2 separate regions of the Homo sapiens genome follow, and region 1 is linked to region 2. Evidence: chromatin loops called from intact Hi-C (ENCODE). Cell type or tissue: endothelial cell of umbilical vein. All regions are shown on one strand. Links, peaks and the distances in the headings refer to the core of each region. The heading gives the core; the rest is flanking DNA.

The links. Peaks named below come from ENCODE experiments on the same cell type or tissue, not always from the same donor. Only the 100,000 strongest peaks of a DNase experiment are listed, where the experiment ranks them.
Region 1: it touches region 2 in a loop (6-fold over the local background); 4 of 110 quality-filtered maps call a loop at or near these places.

What each region holds. Positions count from the first base shown.
Region 1 is chr10:96,086,151-96,095,559 of GRCh38, forward strand. ENTPD1-AS1 (ENTPD1 antisense RNA 1) reads right to left here and starts at 4,085. Exons shown (of 6, transcript NR_038444.1): 1 at 3,832-4,085; 2 at 3,116-3,157. RefSeq lists enhancers at 3,805-4,174, 4,185-4,234. In endothelial cell of umbilical vein, for the core only: no CTCF peak of the experiment used is centred there; DNase peaks (open chromatin) are centred at 3,791, 4,091 and 6,121; H3K4me3 peaks cover 998 bases; H3K27ac peaks cover 1,125 bases; H3K27me3 peaks cover 1,910 bases.
Region 2 is chr10:96,012,330-96,021,738 of GRCh38, forward strand. It overlaps CC2D2B (coiled-coil and C2 domain containing 2B), which reads left to right. Exons shown (of 35, transcript NM_001349008.3): 27 at 1-38; 28 at 203-400; 29 at 1,459-1,548; 30 at 3,872-3,985; 31 at 6,874-7,008; 32 at 7,373-7,495. The region is part of intron 2 of ENTPD1-AS1 (ENTPD1 antisense RNA 1); the gene reads right to left. Among named protein-coding and RNA genes, the nearest start is that of CCNJ, 27 kb to the right of the region's middle. In endothelial cell of umbilical vein, for the core only: CTCF peaks have their summits at 5,054 (motif pointing right) and 5,253; a DNase peak (open chromatin) is centred at 5,052; H3K27me3 peaks cover 706 bases.

The DNA.
Region 1 (9,409 bases), core at 988-8,987, 74 kb after region 2:
TCATGTTTAGTTAAAACACTGTGTTATTTGAGGGTAACATTTTTTTTGTTAATTTTCCCAAATCCCTTCCTGATGATACCTCACACACTGGCTTTTCTGGCCACAGCACAAAACTCAGCTGATTATCTACAGAGAACAGTCTACAACTCTATAATTATTCCTGTGCCACCTTCCTGGTTCTAACCGAAAGTACAGACTATTAGACATCCATAATTACGGTTGGAATAATTTCTCCTGTTAACATTATTCTTACACTTGCCCACCCAAAAACTTGGAACACTTTTCTGCCCACTGACATAATTTCAATTATGACATAATTTCAATTGTAGTTTATTTTTATTGTTCATAACTCAGAAATATTCAATATTATTTGTATACTAGGAAAGATAGTATGCCTAATCACCTCCAGAATACTCACAAAAATTAAATAAGCTATCAAATCACATTTTTAAAACTTTTTTTACAATCAAGATTTCTAAAAATTAAATAATGTTCCTATACTTTGGCCACTTTAAAAATAAATCAGATTCTTTGTTGGAAAGTCTATAAGCCAGCATTTCAATTTTTACTATAACTCTTCGAGGAACAAAATATACCCCATACTTGATGACAATCAGCAATAATCAGCAGAAGAAAAGATATTTGGAAAGAAAGACAGTTTACAACAGTGAACTTCTGAATGCAAAAAATTTCAGTGCAAAATAGTTTTACACTATTAATACTATTGCAGTCATGTGCTACATAATGACATTTCACTGACGGTCCCATAAAGTTATAATATTTTTACTGTACCTTTTCTATGTCTAGACATGTTTACATATGCAAATACCATTGTGTTACAACCACCTATGGTATCCAGTACAGTAACATGCTATACAGGTTTGTAACCTAGGAGCAATACGCCATACCATACAGATATGTAGTAGCCCATACCATGTAGATTTATGTAAGTACACGCACAATAACAAAATCACCCAACACATTTCTCAGAATGTATCCCTGTCATTAAGCGATGCATGACTGTGTATTTTATGTCTAATTCAAGTCAAACACAATTTTTTAATATTGTATTTGTAATATGAAATGAAGACGTGGCAGGGCACAGTGGCTGATGCCTGTAATCCTAGAACTTTGGAAGCTGAGGCAGGCAGATGGCTTGAGCCCAGAAGTTCAAGACCAGCCTGGGAAATATGGTAAGACCCTGTCTCTACAAAAAAATTCAAAAATTAACTGGTGCGGTGGTGTGTGCCTGTAGTCCTAGCTACTTGGGAGGCTGAGGCGGGAGGATCACTTGAGCCTTGGAGGCAGAGGTTGCAGTGAGCCAAGATAGCGTCACTGCACTCCAGCATGAGCAACAGAGTGAGATTGTCTCAAACAAAGAAAAAAGAAATGAAGACTTGTTTACTTCATTGAGTAAATGATTACTGAACACTCACTATGTGCCAGGCATGTTCTCAATATGGGGGATTCACAGGTGATAAAGACAAACATAGTTTCTACTTTTCCATTATCATGAAGCCCAAATTTTTTAAAAATTTATTTTGCAGATGTCATCAAACGAAGTCTATGTGTTATCTTGAATCATTTACATTCAAAAATACTTAATCCTGCAATAAAATGTTAAAAAGTCACAGATGTTACAGAGTCAGGGTTGAAAAAGAGCTCATTAGTTCCAAGATGCACATTATTTTACATTTTGACATCTCTGAAATCAGTCACATCTTACAATGTAATCAGACTAGACGGCAATGGAGATGGAGTTGGCACTGCCGTGCATCAAAACTTCAAAACTCAGAATGAGCACTAGGGGCTTGGAAGAAAATCCCAGGTTTGATGGTAAAGGCACCATTTTAAGGAATTTTTTTTTTTTTTTTTGTGGTAGAGATGGGATATCGCTATGCTGACTGACCAGGCTGGTCTCAAACTCCTGGCCTCAAGCAATCCTCCCATCTGGGCCTCCCAAAGTGGTGGGATTACAGGCGTGAAGCACCACACCCAGCCTTAAGGATTTCTGATGATTCAAGATTCAATAAAACATAATAGTTCAAAGTTTTCATTTATTATAGGTGAGGAAAATGAAATTCAGAGTGGTCACACAACTTGCCCTAGTTTACAAAGCTGGACAGGTAGAATAGAGTCCAGGTCTGTTTTCTACAGTCATTCACTCTTCTACCAGTGTTCAGTTATATGGAGGAAAAGGGTGTCATACAAAACAAGTAGGTAAGAAGATGGCTCTAAGTTACAAAGACGGATTTGTAACTTAATCCGTCCTTGCCTCAGTTTCTCCATCTATTAAAACAGGGATTTAACAAACCTAACTCACAGTACTGCTGTAAGCATTAAATAAAATATGTCTAGCAATTATCACAAAGATTGGCATATGGTAAATACTCCATAAATGTCAACTACTTGAGATCAAACTTTACATTTATTATACACTAAGTCAAGCCCACATATAGTTGTCTAAAGCGCTTGAAAACTAAATAAACTGGTCAAGTGTTTGAAGTGATAAATACAATGAAAATTTCCACCTTAACAATGTTTTGTCCAGGTACTATGCCAAGAACCCAATAGACCTACCTGCAAGAAACCATACAAAAAGCAAGATTCCAGGCTGGCATGACGATCAAATTATGTACTTCAATGCGTGTGAATGCATTTATAAGCACAGTCTCAATACATAAATAAGGAACAAAATATTTAAAATGTATAAACAGATCATTTCTCTTTGCTTTCTTTAAAATACTATATCAGAATCACCTGAGGAACTTGATAACAATTTTTTTAAAAACTATTATAACTACGTATATTAAGCCTTGTTAAAACCACAAGTTTTAGAGGTTTAAGCCTTACTAGGTCAGCTCTTCTGATTTTGAGAGTTTAAGTGAAAATTTAAATTATAACACAGTATGTGGAGTAAACCTGCTTCAAATATTAGTTTCTACATTATTGTTTCTATAAAAATAGTAATCTTCTGTATTTTAATATCAACTCATCACATATTAAATATTTCAGTCAAATCAAAATTTCATTTGAAATCTTCAATCTAAAAAATACACAGTTAAGCGCTTAAAAAGTAATTTTAACCACTAGGAAATGTTAATGATTAACTCACATTTGTTTCTGTTTCACTCCATGACAAAGTCTATAGGACACCCTGCAGAGAGGAAAACTCACATTAATATACCCATAATTTTACTTTCAGAAGCTTCTGGTAATCAAAGACTTATTATGAGGTGTCTTCATGTTACCACTGCGCAGTAGCAAACTTAAAATATTCTAAAGATTAATCTATTTTCTCATTTTTTTAATGCTTTTGTTAAAATCTCAACAAGTACTAACATGTTATCTAAATTTAAACCTTAAAACAATAACACGACCCAATATGTGAACTCTGCCTATTAATTCTAAAACTTTTAATAATAGTTTGCTTATGTTTGAGACTTAAAACAATAACATACTGCACTACACCCATCTTAGATATTTTCTAGGATCAAAGTCTATCTGGAGCAGGGCAAGCTGTGGTTGAGGGTGGTTGGGTCAGCAGGTAAGAGCCTTATGACCAGCTCTAAACGCCTCCACGGTGAGGAGCACCTCGAGCTAACAGACCAAGCACCAAAGGGTGGAACAGCTCAAGGTTGCATTTAGGAGACTCCAGCCTCGGCCGCCCGTGACTCCTCGACGAGCCCCACCTCTCTCGGTTCCAGCATCCGGCCCGCCCCTTCCTCCCAGGCTACCACAGTATCGCCCGCCGAGCTCCCGGGCTGCGGGAAATGACGGAAACAAAAACTTGGTACACAAAGAAGGGCTAGGTCAGAAGTGAGGTCCCACCCTGGCAAGAAGGGCGACTTTTCTAGAAAAACTTAGCGGCAAGTTAACGGGAAGCGCGGCGACACAGTTCCTACGATTGTGGGGGGCACTCTGCCGCCAGGCAGTCTCATCCTTTGTCCTTTGAGAGGCCTCCTTGAAGCCGAAGGCTCTTAAGTGTCCCTGGGCAACCCTTGACTCGATCTCCATTACGGGCCCTCACTGACAGCAGCCATGACAGTTGCTTCCGGATATATTGAATCGCCGCGGCCAGAGTCTCCCGGAAGTGACGCAACGCGGAGGGATCCGCGTTCGGCAGTGGGAGACCGAAGCGAAGTGGTTCCCGGAAGCGGCTGCAGCTGGGCTGCTGGTGGCGGGGCGGGGGTAGAGTGGGGAGAGAGGTTGTGGGTCTTACAACCAACCAACCCCAACACGTTTTACGTGTTAGGCAGGCATTGTGCTGAACACCTCATTGGCAAGCCATTTAATCCCTTCCTTACAATCCCAGCAGTCAGAAATGTATCACTTACATTTTATATATGGGGAAACTAAGGTTAAGAGAGGGCAAGTAAATTTGTCCGAGATCGTATAGCTGGTACTTGGTGAACGTGGTCTAACCCAGACACCGCGTTCTCCCTGGTGACTCCATTTTGTAAAACCAGAGCTGTTGGCGCATGGCATCCTCGTAAGCCCCTTTAAGTTAGGCACTCTGTTGCCCAGAGAGGGGCCAACTTGTAGCCAGTATGCTCTTTATGGTGAACACAAGGCCCACGTGTGTGCCTGGGTCCCCTTGGCTGAACCTCGGATTTCAATTGGTTTCTGACACCTTGCCTTTGCAGCATTCTCCGTCTGCAGCGCTGGTTACCTGAGGAAACTGTCAATGATTGCTAGGCTCTGGGGAACATTTTAGCTCCGTTTAGGCCCTTTTAAATCCAGGACTAAGACAGTTGGAGGCCTCTCACCATCACCAGATACTCTAGCTGGCCTTAACAGAGGGCCAAGGACCATAATCTTGGACTTTCCACCAGACCAAGTGTTTGTTTGGCTTCTGTTTCTTTAGAATATGACTGAAAACCAATCTGTAGTTTGTTTAGTCTTCTTTCTGCATTGACCAGTACTCACATAATAAAGTGGGACTAGCCACTAAGGCTATGTTTTTGTAAAAACAAATTATGCCTAGAAAAACACAAGAAATACATCAAAATTAACAGTGATAGTGTTTGAATAGAGAGTGATTTTATTTTTTTCTCTCTGCTTTCTCTTTTGCATATCTGCTATAAAACCCTTTTAAAATAGAAAAATAAGCAAACTGGCTATGGTAAAAACATTTTTAATTGCCTGCTGTTATAATGACGGCAAAGGCATGTTGTCACATTTTGATAAATGACCGTCCTTGATACAAATCACGTAGAGAAATCCTGTTTGACTAGAAAAGCATTGGATTTTTGTGAGTCAGTGTATTCTCAAAATTTTCGATATTTTGTTTTGGTTCTATAATCCTCACAGGAAAAGTAAAAAAGCAAATTGATGTTTTTCACACACTTTCGTATGAGAGTATGCTACCACCAAAAGTCTTCCCTAAAACAAAGTTGCAGGGGTCAAGTCATGTGGGGCGTTTGGATACTTGAAATGGTGGAGAACAAATATAAAAAGCTATTTTTATTCTGGCTGCTTTGGGGTACAGTTTTAAGCAATTTATTTCAGACTGCCAAAGAAAGCTTCATTCTTTATTCACATACTCTACTTCCCACTATTGCTTATTAGTGACTTCTAAAGCAGTGACAAAACAAGTAAAAGAAGATAGAAAGGAAAAATGAGAAGGGATCACGGGAAGAAGAAAATGTGGAGGAACAAAGACAGATGGTGATATTGGGGTTACTTTGGAACTCCAGGGTAGCATGTAACAGCCTTCTTATCCAAGTCCTGGCACAGGCCTGGTTGCCTACTAAAAGGTAAATTAGCATCTATGATGTTCCTGCTCACATACTCAGCACCCACAGTGATAAGTCTTACTAAAAATTCATCTTGATGCGCATTCAAATTAGACATATATTTTAACAAAAATGGAGGGGTTGAACAACAAGAAATGTAAAGTAAAATCCCATCATTTTTCCTGTTTTTTTATCTTACCATGTCATTCATTCATCCTGTGGTTAGTAGTATAACTATAAACTGGAAGTTTTGCCTGCAGCATTATAAAGCAACAACTATGAAACGCCAAAGTGAGGTGCTGACAAGATGCATGTTTTCCAAAGAAATGTCTTTACATTAGTCTGGCTCTGATGAGAAGTTGTTATGATGGGATTAAATGTGCAACAATTTTATTAGAGGAAACACCTGTGAGAGAGAATGGGCGGGAGCCAAGCAAGACTGGGAGAGGCTGCAAGTCTGAAATTGAGTAAAGCAGAGAGAGAGGGAAGGGTGGTGGAAGTTTCCTGGACTGCCAAACAGTCTAAGCAAGATTTAGAAAGGCTATTGGAAATCCTCAAGCCAAAATCACCTGTCAGAGGAGTCCTTCTTTCAGGAGCCAGCCTGCCTTATTATCTGTGCTGCTCTCAGTCACCGGCTGGAGCAGCCCATGGGTGAAAATGTGGCCAGGGAATTCAGAGTGCAGCAAGCATCTAGAGCCCTTGATCAGTTTTGCTCCCTGTATTGGCAGCCACAGTCCAAGAACTGGTTTTGCCGCTATTGGAACCTTTCACCAGTTTCATGGGTTAAAAGAAGATGTTGAAAGAGATGAGTTTATGAGGAGAAGTTTTGGGGAGAGCCATTGTTATATGCTTCCCCAGTCACCTTCAAGTCTAGTGAAGGGGGCTTCAATAGCAATACTCAGAGAACTTGACATGCATTTCCTGGGTTTTGAGAGGTACAGTAGTATCGTGACTCACATCTGGGAAATCCCAGGGGTAGGAGAGATGGGCCAGTGAGAATTTTGGCATAGGAGTGAAGGAAAGTTGCTATGTTGGGATCTGTAGTCACTGCCGTAGTTTGTCAAGGCAAATGATGCCTGAGTGTTTCTCGTGCAGCAGATGTGGGCCACGTGAAAAAAAGAGAAAGTTGGCCTGAGACCTTTTTGACTCTTGTGTATGGAGAGAATCTGTATGGTATGGATTGTTAGAGAAGCCATAGCTGTAGATGGAGCAATAGCTGGAGGAACAGAATGTATTGCCTATCTAGAGTGACCAACTTGTCCAGTGCCCTTGGACTTTCCCTGCTTTAGTACCAAAAGTCCCAAGTCCCAGGAATCCATGTTTGATCATTCTGTGTGTCATAGGAGTTGCAGCATCCAACGAACCTAAAAATCACCCGTGAGAGTGAGCCAAGTTTAAGTTTCAAGCAGGTCTAGAGTGTAAAACCAGCTTATGACCATGCCGGGATTAAAGTAGATTTTAGCAGAGGACAATTTGAAAATGACGCTGAAACAAAAATTTCTACACACTCTTTTTTTGGAGTGTGTATTAGTCTGTTGACACAGCCAAAATACCATAGACTGAGTGGCTTACACACAGAGATTTATTTTCTCACTGTCCTGGAAGCTCAAAGTTCAAAACCAGGGTTTTGACCAATTTGCTTTCTGGTGAGGGGCATTCTTCCTGGGTTGCAGCTGGCTGCCTTCTCACAATATCCTCATATGGCCTTTCCTCGGTACATACTCGAGATGAAGAGGCGTGGAAGAGAAAGAGAGAGAACTTTCTGGTGTATCTTCTTATAAGACACTAATTCTGTCAGATCAGGGACCCACCCTTATGACCTCATTTCATCTTAATTACTTCCTTAGAGGCCCCATCTCCAGATATAGCCACAGCGGGGGTTAGGGCTTTACCATATGAATTTGACGGGCACACAAACGTTCAATCCATCACAGAGTGTGACTCTGCAACACAGAGATACCTTTTTTGGGTAGGGGCGGTCATGAGAACATTAGGTCTGTGTTTATGTCTCACACTCTTAAGGAGAAGTTATGCTATGGTGACTTTGCAGCCCTGTATCTTTATGAACAAATGTAAATATGATGTCTATAGATCGTTTGTGACACTTTTAGAGCTCTTTAGACATTACTTTAATCTTGTCAAGGAAAGTTGGATACCCAGAGGACCCTGTTATTTTTGTGTTCTGCAGAGCAGAGGATGTCACACGCTAATGTTCACACTACTGAACTCATGAGGAAACCCACAACAGACTCTGTGTACATAGTGATCAGGACTTGGGCTAAGCCCTGGGGCTTGTACTTAGCTACAGGGACTTAGTAAACAGTGGAACTATTCTGATAAGGGATATGTTACTGCTTCTATTTATGAAATTTGATTTTTTTTAAAGTTAACACAGGATTGGCTAATCAGAGAATATATCCTCTTACATCTTTTTTACAAATATGAACTCAAGTAGTTGTAAGACTCCAGCTTAAAAGGCCAGTATATTAAGAATGAATTGCTGTTAAACAAAACAAAACAAAAAAAAGACAGACATAGATTTGAGCTTCCTTTAGCATCCACTTGATCCTTCCAGGAGGTATAGCTGTTTTTTTAATTCCTTAAGGGGTATAATAGTTGGAATTATGTTCAGCTATGAGGAAGTAATAGAAATTTTCAAAATAAGTTTATTTAAACATGACATAAATTAATTTTTTTTTCTTTTAAGACATCTAGATGAAATCAATTTAGAGTTCGTACAGTTATTCATGGGGTGAGGATTCCAGGCTCCTCCTATCTTGTTGCTCCACTATCTGTGGTGTCCATTTTCCAAGGTAATTTCATGATCTAAGATGGCTGTTAGAGCTGTAGCCATTCCAGTGAACAGGAAAGACTAGGGGATTCAAAGAAAAGCACAATTGTTTCATTTCAGGATAGTTCCCAAATGTTACACACAATCCTCTGCAAGACATGTGGAAAAGGTGGTATTTTATTTTCTGGTAAGCCAGTGCCCAGCTAAAAAATTAGTTTTTATTACTCTATAACAAGGGTCAGAAAATGATGGCCAATTGGTGAGTTGCCTGTTTTTATAAATAAAATGTTATTGGAACACAGCCATGCTCATTTTACCTGTCGTCCATGTCTACATGTTCTTTTAAATGATTTTATTGACATAATTCACATTATACAATTTGCCCACTTAAAGTGTAAAATTCAGTGGCTATTAGCATTCACAGAATTATGCATCTATCACCACAATCAAGTCTAAAACATTTCCATTGTCCTGAAAAACCCCACGACCTTTAGGTATCTCTCCAATCCCCCATATCTGCTACCCATAATCTTTCTGTCTGTATAGATTTGCCTACTTTGGACTTTTCATGTAAGTGGAATCATACAATAATTTGGGTCTTTTGGGTCTAGCTTCTTTCACTTAGCATAATGTTTTCAAGATTCATCCATACTGTAGCATGTATCAGTACTCCATTTCTTTCTGTGGCCAGATATTCCATTAATGGATATACCACCGGGTGTTTATTCATTCATCAGTTGATGGACATTTGGGTTGTTTCTTCCTTTTAGCTATTGTGAATAATGCTTCTATAAATATTCATGTACACATTTTTTTGTGGACATATGTTTTCATTTCTCTTGGGTATATTCCTAGGAGTAAAATTACTGGGTCTTGTGGT
Region 2 (9,409 bases), core at 768-8,767:
AAATATCATATGTCACCTGTAATCCAACACTAGATAAGGTAGGTTTTACATTGAATTTCTTTTATATATACCATCAAAGAGGTATGAACTATTTTAAAAACCAGTAATAATTTCAAAGATGGCAAAAATAAACATTGGTTCTTGATATTTTCTTGTGAGAACAATACAGTACAATTCTGAAATACTTTACATTTTATTGTAGTTTTTAGATCAAACAGAGGTCTTGCAGAGAGCACAGATTTTTAAAAAGAATTGTAAGGCAATGTTTCCCAACCGAAGAATCGTAACTACTGTTTTTAATGATGAAGGGATACAGTTCTTAGTCACAAGATATATCAAGGCATTAAATCCACCTCAGCAACTTCTGGATATATTTCTTCACAATTCTAATGCAACATTTGTAAGTTATTATTATTTTTAACATCTTCATTGTGATTAAAGGGCATCTGTGAAGAATCACTTTTACCTTTTGTGTATTTGGGTTCAATCTAGTGAGTTGTCTGTCCTCAAAATATTTGTACTGTTTGTGAGTCATAAAGCTCCCTTAGCTGGACTCTTTAAGCTAAAATCAAAAGTTCTAATTTAGATTGCCTATTGCTACACCGCTTTTCCATCATGGGTTTCTTTCTGCCTGTGTGTCCTGACACCCAATATCCAAGGAGGTAATAGTGCTCTCAGATCTATTTCAAAGGCTATCTTTATCTTTTAAAAACTATGTACAAATCTGAGCTCCTTTGCTTGTCAAGGATTGTGAGTCTTGTTCATTAATTGCATGAAGTCACCAGTGTAGAAGGTCATAATGGCACATAAATGGCAGCTATTCAACATCAGTTCATGAACTTTCTACGTTAACACATTGTTTATTTGCACCCCTTTCTCCTTTCCTAGATTAGTCTGAGTCTTTGTCTCCAGCACTATAGGGGAAAAATCCATAGTATAACTTCTATTGTTTGACAAAGCACATTGTACTACCCTAATATCTCCCTGCTGCAGCAGCTTATAATAAAGTTATATTCACAAAAATAATTGTGATAGATTTTGAACCAAAAAAAAAAAAACCTTTGCTATTCTTCAATATCTTAAAATTTTTTAACAGTTGTACTTTAAAGTACATGTTTAATGTGGAAACATATTATTGTAATATTTAAAATTTTAGTAATAAATTAAATAATTACTAAATAAATAAATATAAATAAAATATAATGGTTACATGCACCCTGTGCAGTCAGCCCAACTTGGGCTCAGTTTCCCAGAGACTTCACATATTGTATTAGCCATGGAACCCAGGGCAAGTTATTTTATTACTCCAAGCTTATTTCCTCTTCTGTAATACTAGAATAATAATAGTGTCTACTTTTATAGGCTTAGATTATATGCTAAATGAGAGAGTGCATGTAAAGCATTGTGCTAAGTGATGGACATACAGCACACACTCAATAAATGTGAATATTATTCTAGGACCTCATTGCTCGATTTGTATCTTTGATTCCTTTTGTGCCTAATACACCAGATGAAAATGATGGCTCTGATATATGGATGACATCAGAGGTAATAAATTACATTTTATATATATAATTGAAATATATAGTATTTCTTTTAAGGAAACCTTTTAAAAATATTATGTATTTATGTATTACTTTGCCTTGTGAAATTTAAAAGTATTTGATAATTTTATACATCATCTTCAGTTCCATAACAATCTATGGAAATAATTCATGAATACCAAAAATCTTTTCAACATTCTAAGTGGTAGCTCATGAATATTTTGACTCAACGGGAATTCCAGGAGTATAATATTATGCCATTCTCCAGAGAGCAGTGTGACTTGTCACTATGGAGTTGGTCAGACCCTGAAGTCTTGTGCAAGCACTGTCACTTCCCAAAAGCTTTCCCCCATCACCCCCATCTGAGTGAAGAGCTCGTAGAACAGTGCTCTTCCTTAGCACTTAGATTAAAGTCCTCTTTAGTCTGATTGCCAAATAAAATACAGGCCCCATGCAATATTCAGGACAAACTTTTAGTAATAAATTATTTGTTGTTTATCTGAAATTCAAATCTAACTGGGCATCCTATAACTTCTTTTCAAGTCTGGCAACCCTAAGTAGAGTATTTAGAGTATTTCTTCCATTTCAGCTTAAATCATGTTTGTGTCATAAACCATGAGTGTATGACTGATTCAGTTTTACAAGAAAAGAATTATTTTCTCTCACCTAACACACAGTCTTTGGAGTAAAACAAACAAACAACCTTGGTTCAAAATCCTAGTTCAAAGACTTAGTAGATGTGCGACCTAAGATAAGTTAACTTCTTTGGACCTCAATTTCCTTATCTATGTCATACAGGAGTTTTAAAAAGACTAAATGTAGTAACATGCAAAGCATCTGGACCTCAGGAAAACTTAGTTCCCTACTGTCATCCTCTCCCTACTCCTCTTATAAAATCCAGAACCTCCTTGACCTGACAATGAAGACTATTGTTATTCTGCCCTTAGCTCACCTGTTCACACTGTTCTTTCAGAAGGGCCTCCTTAACTATCCTCCCTAACCCCCATCCTTCACCATCAGGTTCAGCCAATGCACACTGATAGGGCCATATCAGTTGTTAAAACATTGCAATGCTTCCATAATGATTGGTAAATAGTCATTGCCATGAGCTCTATAGCTCCCCACCCCTTATCCCCACCTCCCTGGCCCCCACAGCCCCTTCTCAGGGACTGTATTGAACTGGAGAGTGCATGCCACATCATTTTTTTTTTAAATGGAGTCTCGCTCTGTCGCCAGGCTGGAGTGCAGTGGCACGATCTCGACTCACTGCAACCTCTAACTCCCTAGTTCAAGCAATTCTCCTGCCTCAGCCTCCTGAGTAGCTGGAATTACAGGCACGCACCACCAGGCCCAGCTAATTTTTTTTTTTTTTTTTTTTGTATTTTAGCAGAGATGGGGTTTCACCATGTTGGCCAGGATGGTCTCAATCTCCTGACCTCGTGATCTGGCCGCCTCAGCCTCCCAAAGTGCTGGGATTACAAGCATGAGCCACCGCGCCTGGCCATACACCTCATTTAAATGGTGTAGCCACTAGTCAGCAACAGATTGTTGCCATCTGAGCATTTGGACCCAAGTCTTTGCTAGAGTTTGTTTTTGTTTTTTTTTTCAACAAAATCCAGAAATCCAGAGTTTTCTAAGAAAATGTTCTCTCTTTTTTTGACATTCTGGGAGCCAAACAAAACACACCTGTAGACTAGAACTAAGTCATAGACCACCAGTTGGCTACTTCTGCTATACTTTTTCTCCCCTGCTATATTGCTGTGCTTTACTGGGCACTCTCTATTTGATCTGTTACACCCTGCTCAGCTGTTCAGCTCTTTGAGTTGAAGACGTTTCAGTCACTTTTCCTGATTAACATCCAACTCAGATTTCTTCCTTTCTTTGAGTTGACAGTACTATATTGGTACAGGACAGAATGTAGCTCCACAGCCCAAAGGATCACTTCCTACAAACACTATATGATTCCCTATCAGATAAGGTTCCTCGAAATACCAGTCCATATGTCCCTGCTTGCCCAGGGCACTTTAATATTTGTCCTAAACAAAAACATCCCATTTTGGGTATAAATTGTCTGGTCACTCTATACAATATCTACATTAAGTGTTCTATAATAAAGGTGGCCCCAATGCTCCAAGTCAATGTTCTCTTCCTCTAATGCCCTAGCAAAGCTGGAGCTGTCTGCTCTGCTGTCAACTTAGCAACTTGGTAAAAATAAATGTGTTTGGAACTGGAGTGAGTACAGGTGCTCCGCATCAGTTGGATGCTTGCGTTACTCAACTTTCCCGCACTTTTCTTTTTTTGTTCCTATTGCTTTTGTTTTGTCTTAGCACTGCATCAGTTTAGCTATCGGAAATAAGGAGGAGCATGCCATCCTTCTCTGTAATTTCTTTCTGTATTTTGGAAAGAAGGCACTGGTCCTCTTGGGAACGTCAGTGTTAGAAGTAAGTGCTGGAGTTCATATTGAAATAATGTAAGCAAAAGGAAATCAGATTTCAGCTGCAAGTTTAGAAGACTTCAAACCCAGGTTTCCATCTCTTCACAAACTAATTTGGAATTTCATGGGCAAGCAATGATTAGTTAAGAGGATAATGTTGGTTCATCAAAATTTTTACAATGTAAAGACTGATTTCCTTTTGCTTTTCTCCCCTGTAAAAGAGTACTAAAAATAGTGCTACATCATAGGGTTACTGGGAATATTAAATTACTTAGTACATATTAAGTGACTGAGAGCAGCACCTGGACTCAATAAAGGTGGTGGTGATGGTGGTGGTAATGTAGTAATAGTTATAGTGTAGTTGTGGCAGCTGTTATCCATCGTTACCACCATGATCATCATATGGTTTTTGTTTTTATTTTTGTTTTTTGAGATGGAGTTTCGCTCTTGCTGCCCAGGCTGGAGGGCAATAGCGTGATCTCGCCTCACTACAACCTCTGCCTCCCGCGTTCTAGTGATTTTTCTGCCTCAACCTCCCGAGTAGCTGGGATTACAGGCACCCACCACGCCCGGCTAATTTTTTGTATTTTTAGTAGAGATGGGGTTTCATCATGTTGGCCAGGCTGGTCTTGACTCCTGACCTCAGGTGATCCACCCGCCTTGGTCTCCCAAAGTGCTGGGATTACAGGCATGAGCCACTGTGCCCAGCCCATCATATGTTTCTAATAAGTGTATTTTAAGATCTGTAAAAAAAACACTTCTCCTCATGCTCCATTGCTGAGGTTTTAATCTTATAAGAAGTGAGCCAGGAATTAATGTTTCCCTATCTGAAATGTTTACAGCTTAATTTATATGCTTCTTCTACATTTGTACCACCAGAAAGCTATCATTTCTGAACTGTTTCTAGCCCTACCATGAGTATCTTGCTAAGTGTCAGTATTTACAGTCTTGCCTTATGGTTTTTGTCATGATGATTTATTTCCCTGTATCCTCTCGGCATTGTTTATTATTTCATTGCCAAGCTTGTTAACTATTAATAGAAGTTCATTCCCTCTATATGATCTCCTGCCGTAGTTGTAAGTGCCACTAGATGGCAGTAAACAGTCAACAATATTTTGGCAACTATTAGCGTTAGTACCTGTGGACCAACACTGCAGGAGGTAGCCCTGCACAGTTTCACCTCAGCCATGGGGTTAAGGTAAAGCCTCCTCTTTACTATAAAGATGATGAGCACAGTGACCAAGAGCAAGGGCTGTGAAGTCGAGGAGAGCAGGCTGCACAGCGTAGTTTTAATAATATGGGTTTGGGGGACAGTCAGACACAGGTTTAAAATGCAGCAATTGCTGAGCATGGTGGCTCATGCCTATGATCCCAGCACTTTGGGAGGCTGAGGAGGGAGGATTGCTTGAGCTCAGGAGTTCAAGATCAGCCTGGATAACACAGGGAGACCCCACCTCTATAAATAAATAAATAAATAAATAAATAAGCCAGGCATACTGACACATACCTGTGGTCCCACATACTTAGACTGAGGAGGGAAGATCGCTTGAGCCTGGGAGGTCGAGGCTGCAGTGAGCTATAATGGCACCACTGCACTCCAACCTGGGCAACAGAGCAAGACCCTGTCACACACACAGACAAAAAACCCAGCAATGCCACTAACTGTATGATCTCAGCCTTGTTTACTTCTCTGAGCCTCAGTTACCTCCTCATGAGACAGGAGTAATGCCACTCACAGGCTCTTTTGACAAGGCTCTTAACCTCTGATTCTTTATATGAAAGATGGGCATAATAACCCTTCCTCCCAGAATTTGGAGTGAATGAAAGTGACAAAGTTAGTGTTAATTCTTAGCATAATATCTGATGCACATAAATACTCAATAAATTAAATAGTCTCATTATTATTATTACCTAAAAATTTTTATTCTTTGGTAGGATAGGCTTACACTACAAAAAGTCTTATCTTTCAGAGCAAAATAATAACAACATAATAACTACTTTTTATTCCTCAGACTGGTTTCCTGCATACTTCCCTTTAGCTTCTAATTGCAAATCTTGTTCCCAAATTTAATTTAATGGCTTTTTAACTTTACTTGGTTTTGTCAGAGCCTTAAGCCAGTTTCCATTTCCTATCTCTGCCTGGTGTTCACCCTCAGTCTCCAAATATATTCTAACCAAAGCAGGGATAGTCCATATAGCATCTTGTATGAATTAGACAAAAGTGCCCTACCTCAAAACACTGCAGTACTATCTGTTGGGAAACCCTTGTAATGCACTGATTTGTTAAAACAGCAGCTGTGTTGCCATCGGGGCACACTCTGCAGGACCATACATGACAGCACTGGCTCACAAGTTGTTTCATCTGAATCCTCATGCTAACCTGGGGCTGAGGATTTCTGGAGCTTTGGTTTGTTTTTTCTTTTTCTTTCTTTTTTTTTTTTTTATTTCAAAGAAAATGTAAAAGCCCTCAAAAAGGCTTTTATTTATTTTTGTTGTTTGTTTGTTATTGAGACAGGATCTCACTCTGTCACCCAAGCTATAGGGCAGTGGCATTATCACAGCTTATTGCAGTCTCAACTCCTCAGGCTCAAGCGATCCTCCCACCTTAGCCTCCCAAGTAGCTGGGACTACAGGTGTGTGTGCCGCTGTGCCCAGCAAATTAAAAAAAAAATTTTTTGTGATAGATACAGGGTTTCCTTATGTTGCCCAGGCTGGTCTCAAACTCCTGGGCTCAAGTGATCCTCCCACCTCAGCCTCCCAAAGAGCCGGGATTACAGGTATAAGCCACCACACTCCACTAAAAAAGGCTTTAAAAATTAGAATCATCACAGTATAATTTCCATATATAGAAATTATTTAAATCCACCAAAAATTACTTTCTTTTTTCTCATACAGGGGCATGTGGCTTATGTAGTAACTCAAGAAACTAATGAATATTTGCTTTGGAATCCATCAACTGGCCAATGTTATAAGCAGTTTGACCCGTTTTGTCCCTTAAAAAGTGTAGATTGTTTGTTTGATGATAGAAATGTAAGTATATGGGGAAAAAAAATCTTGAGTTATCTCCTCTAGAGTCACCCTGGCTACACACTAGAATCACCTGGGGAACTTTAAATATAGATAGTCTATCAGATTCCCTAGGGCATGGGGCCGGGGCAATCTTTTATCACTAAAGCTCCTCCAGGTGATTGTGTAGTGCCTTCAAGGATGAGAACCGTTGAGGTAGTCTAATGATCATGAAACCCTAGAATCTCTTTATCTCCTGCCTCAGAACCCCGCTGGGATTCTGCCACTTCATTGAGTAGTAAGACTGTAAAATTTTGCTCCTTCCTTACCAACAATGGGCCTTGTGTTCCTATGGACCTACACTAATGTTATATTAATGTTTTCATAGGTCTGGTTTAATATTCAACAAAATAATACACCAATGGCTGTATTTTTTGACTATTCAAAGGAAAGTTTCTGGAAGCAGTTGCTTCCAAAAAACGTTCAAGGAACAAAAATACAAAGCATACAGGTAAATCATATTTTCCCAGGGGTGTCTGTATGAGAGTTACCATTGCTTCTAATCTTTACTAATTGTGACAGCTCTTATTATGTTTTATAGTTGGTTGGTTACTGAAATATTTGGCAATATTAATTTAAAAACTAGTTTTCTCTGCCATCCAGCTCACAGGCTCTTTCCCCTACTTGCAGAAAAAATAAATTGAGAAGAAAGTGACATCTTAAATGCAAATTTAGATGCTAAAATAGAATTTAAAATTTTTTCACCATAAAACATAACATATAATGTTCAAGATGTGTAGTAAGTTCTAACTCTGACCTAGCCCTCCTGCGCCATATCTATGGTAAGGATCAAGTAGAAAAATTGACAAAAAGCTTTCTGGACTCCCAACCATGATAGTTGTCTCACGGAATAGAAACAGGACAGAAACACTAGCAGTGAGTAGGCTGGAGCAGGGATGGCAGCAAGATCTGAAAATGCTTCATGAAAGCCAGAGAACCAGAGCAAGCATCACTTTTTAAAGACAGGGACTGTGGTGGGGCTACTTTACTTCCCTGTTTTTGAAAGGAGATGGGAAGGAAAGCTATAGACTCACTGTCTGGGGCTCAGGGTACAGGAGACCAAGAAGTAACTCAATCACTACATGGGTTGGCTAATGGATCTGTGATGTACTCAGTATTACTTTGGGAAGGCACTAGAAATACCATGTCAACAGCTGTTTCTGGATTGAGGGCCAAGCTGTGCAGGGTGTCAGCAATTGCACAGTCCACAAATGAGGAGACAGGAGCCCAGAGGGAGGGAGGGAGAGAGAGAGAAAGGATAAGAGAGAGCAAAAGAACAATAGAAAAATTAGGCAAAAGACAATTCATAGAAGCAGTAACTTACATGCTAAACCTCACTCATAATCAAGTAAATACAATTTAAAACAATAAAACAATTGCTGGACATGGTGGCTTATGCCTGTAATCCCAACACTTGGGGCGGTCAAGCCATGAGGATCACTTGAGGCCAGGAGTTCGAGACCAGCCTGGGCAGCAGAGCAAGACCCTGTCTCTAAAAATAAAAACAAAAGAACTACCCGGGCATGGTGATGATGCGCAAGTGTAGTCCCAGCTACTCAGGACGCTTAGGTGAGAGGACTGTTTGAGCCCAGGAGGTTGAGGTTACAGTGAGCTATGATCGCACCACTGCACTCCAGCCTAGGAGCCTACTGCAAGACCTTTTCTCTAAGATAAATAAACAACTAAAACAATAAAATTATTTCACATGCATAAAATTGGCAAAAAAAAATGTGTGATCATACTGAGTGTTGTCAAAGAGGCAGAGAAGTGGTGGAAGCACACATTTCTGTAAATGCTTTGGAAAACAATATGTTGATAATACCTGGTAAAGGTGAAGATGCTCAACCTTTGATGTGCCAATTCAAACTTCTCAGTATATACCCCAGAGGAACATTCACGGGGAGACAAGTACAACAACATTCATTAGAGAATTGCTTGAAATAACAAAAATTTGAAACAGTTCATCAACTAGAAATCAGTACATGAGTTGTGAAGTACTTATACAATGAAATCTTCTGTACAGCAGTAAAAGATGAATGAACTGAGCCAATTTACAGTTGTTCCCAATTTGACTGTCAGTGCATTACATCACAATCTCTGAGGGTGGAACCCACATGCCAGGAGCTTTGAAGGTTCCCCAGTTGATGCCAATGTGCAGCCGAGGTTGAGAATCACTGGCCAAGAGTCATGCATATCTACATGAAAGAATATAAAAAATGTAATGCTGAGCAAAATAAAAAGACATGAAATGACACATACAGTACAAAACCATTTATGTGGAGTTTGAAAGCTGTATATGGTTTATGTATACATAGATATGTGGTGATGTAGAAAAGCATTCATGGGAATGATAAATACCAAATTC